Linked DNA regions of Homo sapiens: region 2 is linked to region 1. Evidence: read pairs that join two places in POLR2A ChIA-PET (ENCODE). Cell type or tissue: OCI-LY7. All regions are shown on one strand. Each heading gives the region's core, and the rest is flanking DNA. Links, peaks and the distances in the headings are about the cores only. Region 1 overlaps CNST (consortin, connexin sorting protein). Region 2 overlaps SCCPDH (saccharopine dehydrogenase (putative)).

Region 1 (4,398 bases), core at 288-4,287:
ACTTGAACCTGGGAGGCGGAGGTTGCAGGGAGCCGGGATCACACCACTGCACTCCAGGCTGGGAGACAGGGACTCCACCTCAAAAAAAAAAAAAAGCATGGAGGTGGAGTTCACAGTTTGCAGGACTGAGTAGATGTGGAAGGTAAAAGACAGTTATGAACCCACCTCCAGGTACAGGTCACTCTATGCTGATAACTGTCAGTAACAGATGGTGAGAGATAGAATACAGTGGGAGAAGGCAGAGGAAAGAAAAACAGCAACAGCAAAGTCGTGTTTAACTTCGTTTTTTGATTTGTGTGAAGGGCCAGTAAATCTGATAACTCTTAGCATATGGATCTGAAAAATTTCATCTTGCTAAATATAAGGAGTACATACATATAAGGTTATTAACAACTGCGTACTTGACTTATATGAAAGTTTACAACCATCTTTTAAGCTGTAATGAAAAGACACTTCTATTTAAAAAAACCCCAGTTAAAGGATATTATATTATACTGGATACCATTAAATTAATTAGATATAATACATATTGCAAAAATACTTTTGCCTATGATATTAGCAGACATCTCATAAAATTTTGCCTATAAAACATTTTTCATTTCTCCCTACAGAATCCAGCTCAGACATATGAATAAAAAATAATATAAACCAAGTACTAACGGGCTGCTGGTAAAGGGCATCTCCTAAGCTACTAACGTTTCTTCAAAGCCACAAAGAACACTTTATCAGCTATTTACTTATATTGCTTTTGTAAAAGTTTATAAGAAATGGAAAATGTAAAATGCAATGTCCTCTAGAACACATTAGGAGTTTGCAGCTGTAATGGAATGTTTTTAAGCAACCATGTGCTTTACAAGGACCCAGACTACGTTTCTAAAAGATTGGGATGGGCCGGGTGTGATGGCTCACGCCTGGAATCCCAGCACTTTGGGAGGCCAAGGTGGGCGGATCACCCGAGCTCAGGAGTTCGGGACCAGCCTGACCAACATGGAGAAACCCTGTCTCTACTAAAAATACAAAATCAGCCAGGCGTGGAGGCGCATGCCTGTAATTCCAGCTACTCGGGAGGCTGAGGCAGGAGAATTGCTTGAACCCGGGAGACAGGTTGCAGTGAGCCAAGATTGCGCCATTGCACTCCAGCCTGGGCAACAAAAGCAAAACTCCGTCTCAAAAAAAAAGATTGGTATGGGTAGAAAAAATACAGCATGGAGACACTGATGAAGTTTCATCCAATGTGGCTGTTACCATATCCATGTATGGGAATGGTTAAAGAAGAAAAGCATACAATTGCAATGAAAATACAGGACAGAAATAGCAACTAAAGACAGAAGATTATTACTCAAGGAAGTATCAGGATGTGAGTGGATATTTCGATGAATTACATTTTTTTTACATGCTATAAAGAAACCTTCAGGCTGGGCGTGGTGGCGCATGCCTGTAATCCCAGCACTTTGGGAAGCCAAGGTGGGGGGATCACTTGAGGTCAGGAGCTCAAGACCAGCCTGGCCAACATGGTGAAATCCCGTCTACTGAAAATACAAAAATTAGCCGGGTGTGGTGGCGCGCGCCTGTAATCCCAGTTACTCAGGAAGCTGAGGCGGGGCAATCGCTTGAACCCTGGGGGCAGAGGTTGCAGTGAGCTAAGATCATGATACTGCACTCTAGCCTGGGCAACAGAGTGAGACTGTCTCAAAAAAAAAGAAAAAAAAAGAAACCTTCAGAAAGACACCAATGTTCTCAAAATTAAATCCCCGTAAAATATGCTGAATCTTTAAAAGATAATTCAATTAGCATCAGCAATACAGAAGGGAGTAAAGAGATACCTCCTTTTTGCATGAAGCCAACCAAATATTTGAAGGTCTGCTATGAACAAAGTACTGTGGAAGTTAATAGAATCCATTTAGAAAGAAACGTCTGAAAATTCTGCTTCCAGTCCTCCTGAATAAGTCTTCTAATCAGAGAAGTGCAATTTCATAACTGTTCTTACCTTTCTCTCTGGTCTTTAAGGTATATTAAAAAAAAAGTATATTGGTAAATGGCAAAATAATGTCCAACTGTCTGTAATGAAATGATTAGGGATTATTTTTAGAATTTACTCAAAAGAGTACAGTATTTCATGCATTCATTTAATTTCTGACCACAAATACTTTAAATGCTACCTAACCCTTAATATTTATATGTCCAGAATGAAATCTACATACAGTTCTCAAAAAAAGGTACAAGAGATTATTTATTTAAAAAAAATCTAAGGAAACCATCAATAAAAGAGAAAACTGGTAATGTTACATCTTAATTTTTTAACCTTAGAAATTTAGTACAGTTTATTACCACTTTCAAGAAGATAAGCCCCGTCATTCGTAAGTACCAGAAGTTCCCTTTCAAAACAAGAACTAAGACTAGAGATAAGACAGAGCAGTAAGAAAGGAAGCTCTAATTTTGGAGTCATTCCCTTCTCAGTGCAAATACAGTTTTCTGATACTCGCCAGCTGTGAAATCTTAGTCAAATTAGTTCAACTCTATAAGCCTTTGTTTCTTTGCTGTAAGAATAAAATGAGACAATTTATGGGAAACTGCTAAAGTCATCCATAAAGATAAATTAAGAACATCCTTGTAAATAGTCTCCAGATGTCAACCGCTAGAAATTTTGTTTTATTTACTCTGCTGAGGACTCTGTGTGATTTTTATTTTTATTTATTTGAGACAGAGTCTCACTCTGTCGCCCAGGCTGGAGTGCAGTGGGGCAATCTTGGCTCACTGCAACCTCCGCCTCCCAGGTTCTAGTGATTCTCCTGCCTCAGCCTCCCAAGTAGCTGGAATTACAGGTGCCCACCATTTTTGCATTTTTAGAAGAGATGGAGTTTTACCATGTTTCCTGGGCTGGTCTTGAACTCCTGGGCTCAAGTGATCCTCCTGTTTTGGCCTCCCAAAGTGTTGGGATTACAGGTGTGAGCCACCTAGCCCAGCTACTGGCTATTTGTGAATCATGAATTTTCTAGTGATAGCAAGATGCATAGCACTAAGAGTTCAATAATCACATTTGTTGTCATCACTGAAACAGCATTGCTCCTTGGGAGGAAGAGCTTATAATAAGGTAGTGAAAAGCACACATGCAGAACCTAATGGGCAACAAGGCAGAATGAATACATACTTAACAGAAACAGGAAAGAGAAAAAGCTGACCAGGGATCTGCAAAGTCACAGGATGATAAATGGACACTCTCTGGTAACATCAATTCACTTCTAAAGGTGAGGATGGAAGAGAGATGCTAATTTTATGTTAACACAAACAGCTATTATAGAGCAGAATATACAAAATATAAAATTCCAAAAAATATTTAAGCTCAAATAAATCACTTTATAGAAATGTTTATGTTTAAGTCTATTGTGAGAAGTGACCGTAATACCAGAGTATGAGAATAACAAGACACATTTATATAGTGCTTACGCTTTGCCATGCATATAGTAACAATTCCTCACAACAGTCCTATTAGGTAGTTATTATTAGCACTAGCATTTTACAGACAAGCAATTTGAAGCACTAATAGGTAAAGCAACTCATCCAAAGTCAAACAGTTCTCAGAATTAGGACTCAACCTAGGCAGACTGGCTCCAGATTCTGTGCTGCTTGTGGTATGTAGGGCAGATTCCATAAGCAAGATGGAATTTGAGCTGGGGTTGAAGAGTTTGATAAGTTAGGAGGAGAAGGAGGAACAGAAATTGTAATAATACTATTTAGCCTTAGAAGAGGCCAATTATAATTTGAGGCAATAGTTTTTTTTTTTTTGAAACGGAGTCTCTCTGTTGCCTAGGCTGGAGTGCAGTGGCACGATATTGGCTCACTGCAACCTCCGCCTCCCGGGTTCAAGCAATTCTCCTGCCTCAGCCTCCCGAGTAGCTGGGACTACAGGCACGTGCCACCACACCCAGCTAATTTTTTGTATGTTTAGTAGAGACGGGGTTTCACCGTGTTAGCCAGGATGGTCTCGATCTCCTACCTCATGATCCGCCCACCTCAGCCTCCCAAAGTGCTGGGATTACAGGCGTGAGCCACCACGCCCAGCCGAAGGCAATGGTTAATACAGAATCCACACTGAAACATTTTCAGAGACCCATTTTTTAGAGCACGATAATTTTAGAGCTTATTTTAAAGCACTGTAACTTATTTGGTATTTAGTAGACACTGTCTCGAATTTGCTTATTTATTGTTTTAGAATTTTTCTCAAGTTATTTCATGCATATATATTATTTCCCATCTGGAATTCAAGTGCTTGAATGCTTGCAGCAGGAGAATGTGCCCATTACTTCTTTTACAATCCTCACCAAAACATAGCCCAGGCATATGAACGGTGTTTAATTAATGTTTGTTCAATTGAACTACAATACTAAAGTCTCTCACTAC
Region 2 (4,398 bases), core at 199-4,198, 160 kb before region 1:
CACATACAAACACATTAACACACTCAGTCACACACACAGCTGCTTGCACATAAATGTGGAGAAGCTACATAAATCATTTGGAATTCTTCCACAAAGAAGATTTGTCTCTTCTCATCCCTGCCTTTTTGGTTTTGTTTTGTTTTGAGACGGAGTCTCGCACTGTTGCCCGGGCTGGAGTGCGATGGTGCAGACTCGGCTCACTGCAACCTCCACCTCGCGGGTTCAAGCGATTCTGCTGCCTCAGCTTCCCGAGTAGCTGGGTTTACAGCACCTGCCACCACGCCCAGCTAATTTTCTATTTTTAGTGGAGACAGGGTTTCTCCATGTTGGTCAGGCTGGTCTCAAACTCCTGACCTCAGGTGATCCACGTGCCTCGGCCTCCCAAAGTGCTAGGATTACATCCCCTGCCCATTTTTAAAATAAATTGTCTTTATTTCTATTATTGTCTTGTAAAAGTTCTTTAAATACTCTGGGTTTTTTTTTTTTGAGACGGAGTCCCACTCTGTCGCCAGGCTGGAGTGCAGTGGCATGATCTTGGCTCATTGCAACCTCCGACTCCCAGGTTCAAGCGATTCTCTTGCCTCAGCCTCCCAAGTAGCTGGGACTACAGGCGTGCACCACCACGCCCAGCTAACTTTTGTATTTTTAATAGAGATGGGGTTTCACCATGTTGGCCAAGATGGTCTCGATCTCTTGACCTCGTGATCCGCCTGCCTCGGCCTCCCAAAGCACTGGGATTACAGGTGTGAGCCACCGCACCCAGCCCTCTGGTTCTTTAATAGGTTTGTTGTTGTTGTTTTGAGACAGGATCCGACCCTGTTGCCCAGGCTGGAGTGCAGTGGCGCAATCTTGGCTTACTGCAACCTCCAACTCCTGGGTTCAAGTGATTCTCATGCCTCAGCCTTCTGAGTAGCTGGGATTGCAGACGTGCACCACCATGCTTGGCTGATTTTTGTATTTTTAGTAGAGATGGGGTTTCGCCATGTTGGCCAGGCTGGCCTCAAACTCCTGGCCTCAAGTGATCCACCCACTTTGGCTTCCCAGAGTGCTGAGATTACAGGTATGAGCCAACGTGCCCAACTCCTTATTAGGTTTTGATATTATGGCTGGGCGTGGTGGCTCATGCCTGTAATCCCAGCATTCTGGGAGGCCGATGCAGGTGGATCACTTGAGGCCAGGAGTTCAAGACCAAGCTGGCCAACACGGTGAAACCCTGTCACTACTAAAAATACAAAAATTAGTCAGGTGTGGTGGTGTGCACCTGTACCCCCAGCTACTCAGGAGGTTGAGGCAGGAGAATCGCTTGAACCCAGGTGGCAGAGGTTACAGTGAGCCAAGATCGTAGCACTGCACTCCAGCCTGGGTGAGAGAGAGAGACCCTGTATCAAAAAAAAAGGGGGGGGTTCGATACTACTTTTATGATAGTTTCTAGATGACTTAAAAGCTTTTCACCATTTTCTATGTTCTGGGTTATTTAAAATAACATGGGAATTGTTTTTTGTTTTTGTTTTTTGGAGACAGGGTCTCACTATGTTGCCCAGGCTGGAGTGCAGTGGCATGATCATAGCTCATTGCAGCCTTGACCTCCCAGGCTCAAGTGATATTCCTGTCTCATTCTCCTGAGTAGGTGGGACCACAGGTGTGTGCTACCAACTCCTGGCTAATTTGTTAACTCACCAGCTCAAGTCATCCTCCCACCTAGCCTCCCAAAGTGCTGGGGTAACAGGCGTGAGCCACCTCGCCTGGGCTTTTTTTTTTTTTTAATTTGTTTCCTCCTTTTTGAATCAATTTTTGTAATTTACACTGTCTCAGTATTTTCCAGTATTTTACCAATTGATAAACTGCAAATGCATATTAATATCATATTGGCATGCTGATGATGATAATCAGTAGTTACTACAGAGACACATGAGGTTACCATTTTAAAGGCTGTAGTAGAGCTTAATGCCTGTTAACACATAACTTCCTGTGGTCAGGCAAACCTCAATTGAAGACCTAGTTCTTCTACTTACTAGGTGCATTACTAGGTGCATTACTAGGTGCATTACTGAGTGAGTTACTTAAGCTTCCTAAGCTTTAATTTCCTCATCTACAAAAAATGGAGGAAGATAACTACCCTATAGGTATATTTTTAAAAAGTTACATAAAACACTTAGCACAATGTTGGGCATATGGTAAGCATTCAATAAATGTGAACATTTAAAATGTTTAGGTTGATTTTACACTAGTGAATTTTACCTTTATTTTTCTGTAATGTTATAAAGGTAACTGAATTTTCTTTTTTTTTTTGAGACAGAGTCTCGCTCTCGCTCTGTGGCGCAGGCTGGAGTGCAGTGGAGTGATCTCGGCTCACTGCAAGCTCCACCTCCTAGGTTCACCCCATTCTCCCACCTCAGCCTCCCAAGAAGCTGGGATGACAGGTGCCCGCCACCATGCCCGGCTCACTTTTTGTATTTTTAGTAGACATGGGGTTTCACCGTGTTGGCCAGGATGGTCTCGATCTCCTGACCTCATGATCTGCCCGCCTTGGCCTCCCAAAGTGCTGGGAGTGCAGGTGTGAGCCACCGTGCCCGGCCTAAAGGTACCTGATTTTTAAAAGGGAATTCAAAATGAAAACATGACAGAATTGAGATTCTAAGAATTATGCACAGTCCGCTATTTTAATTGATTCAGTTTAAAGCATGAAGTAGCTATAATAAGCACAGACCTATAAGAAATGATGTTGTAGGGAGGGAAAAAATTCAGAAAACTGAAGCTAAGACCTTACCATCAGCGCTCTCCTTTGAGCTATCAATGGAATACCACACGAATACCATATCTGAATGCTAGAAAGGAGTTGTCGGCTTCTAAATATGTCTGCAAAATTACACTAAATATTTCCACTTCATTAAACCGAAATTTATGTGTTAATTCTACGTTTTTCCTTTTTATTTTTTATACCTGAGGTTCTCCACTGATGTCGATACAACTGGCTCCATTTTCAATACATGCTTTTATTACAGGTTCTCCATAAAACCGATACTAGGGAAACAAAAAGAACAAAGAGGTTATTCTTGCTTGACAAGTTTAAATGAATAAAATGCCATCTAATCCTGGAAGTAAACAGTCCTAGTTATCAAGAAATCAACTGTTAATAAAATAGCCTAAAGATAAATTCAGAAAGTGGCCAGGCACAGTGGCTCACACCTGTAATCCCAGAACTTTGGGAGGCCGAGGCAGGTAGATCACTTGAGGTCAGGAGTTCAAGACCAGCCTGGCCAACATGGTGAAACCCCATCTCGACTAAAAATACAAAAATTAGCCGGGCGTGGTGGCACACACCTGTAATCCCAGCTACTCGGGAGGCTGAGGCAGGAGAATGGTTTGAACCTGGAAGGTGGAGATTACAGTGAGCCAAGATCGTGCCACTGCACTCCAGCCTGGGCGACAGAGTGAGACTCCGTCTCAGAAACAAAAAGATAAACTGAGAAGATACCTGCACAATACCATCTCTCACAGTGTGAATAAATAAAGGCATGATGGAATTACAGAGCAATGTATGCTTACCTCTACCTGAAGACAAAAGGAAAAGTTTCATACAAGTGATTCCCTTGAGTTGAACCCTAAAGAACAAATAAAAATTTTCCAGGAAAAAGAAAAATCCAGATACAGGAAAAAGTAAATGCAGAGGTTAAGAAAAAGGAGCTGTTCCTGTTGCTTGAAGCAGGAATCAAATTCACTTGAGTAGGAAGTAGAAAGAGATGGGTCTGAAAAGGCAGGCTACGGCCACATCAGGAAGGACCACATGTGCCATGCTAACAAGTTTCAACTTTATCCTTTCTAGTTTACTTGGCTTTCCAGAAGAATTTTAAACAGGATAGTGGTATAAGACTTATAGCACAGACGATATACTAAAGATGAGACATACAATACTAAAAAGGTGGAAATGACTGGATTTCCTGACTAGCTGGGCTGGACATGGGGGCCAAGAACCAGTGGTATTATTGGTCAAAATTAAAAACAAACCAACAGGAAGAAGAGAGTTTGCAAAGGATAAGTTTGATACTGAACAGAGCAGATATTCTGAGCCTGTATGATATTAGATTTCCCATATTATCTGTTATTCAAACTCAAGGAATTAAAATACAAATTTTCATATGTAAAAGCTAATACATCAGAATTCAGTCCCATTTCCAAAGAAGCATGACAAATCTTTTCCTTTGTGAAGAAGTAGATTAGAAGCACAAACTCCTCTGCTTTATTCATTCCTGGCAGCAAAAGATGGAACAAGGAAATCGTTTCTTTCTTCCAGCCTTTGAGGAACAAGGGACACTTAAAAGACACAATCGACCTTTACAAATAGGTCAGATGGGCTGCCCTCTTACCTAACTCCAAGACCTCACACCTCTTACTAAGAAT

What was found. Peaks named below come from ENCODE experiments on the same cell type or tissue, not always from the same donor. Only the 100,000 strongest peaks of a DNase experiment are listed, where the experiment ranks them.
Region 2: POLR2A ChIA-PET joins it to region 1 with 6 read pairs; 6 of 35 experiments call an interaction of 5 or more read pairs at or near these places.

The regions. Positions count from the first base shown.
Region 1 is chr1:246,578,054-246,582,451 of GRCh38, reverse strand. All of the region lies in intron 1 of CNST (consortin, connexin sorting protein), which reads right to left. Among named protein-coding and RNA genes, the nearest start is that of CNST, 14 kb to the right of the region's middle. In OCI-LY7, for the core only: no CTCF peak of the experiment used is centred there; a DNase peak (open chromatin) is centred at 2,441; H3K4me3 peaks cover 1,549 bases; H3K27ac peaks cover 2,098 bases.
Region 2 is chr1:246,734,598-246,738,995 of GRCh38, reverse strand. SCCPDH (saccharopine dehydrogenase (putative)) reads right to left here. Exons shown (of 12, transcript NM_016002.3): 3 at 2,941-3,021. Among named protein-coding and RNA genes, the nearest start is that of SCCPDH, 12 kb to the right of the region's middle. In OCI-LY7, for the core only: no CTCF peak of the experiment used is centred there; no DNase peak of the experiment used is centred there.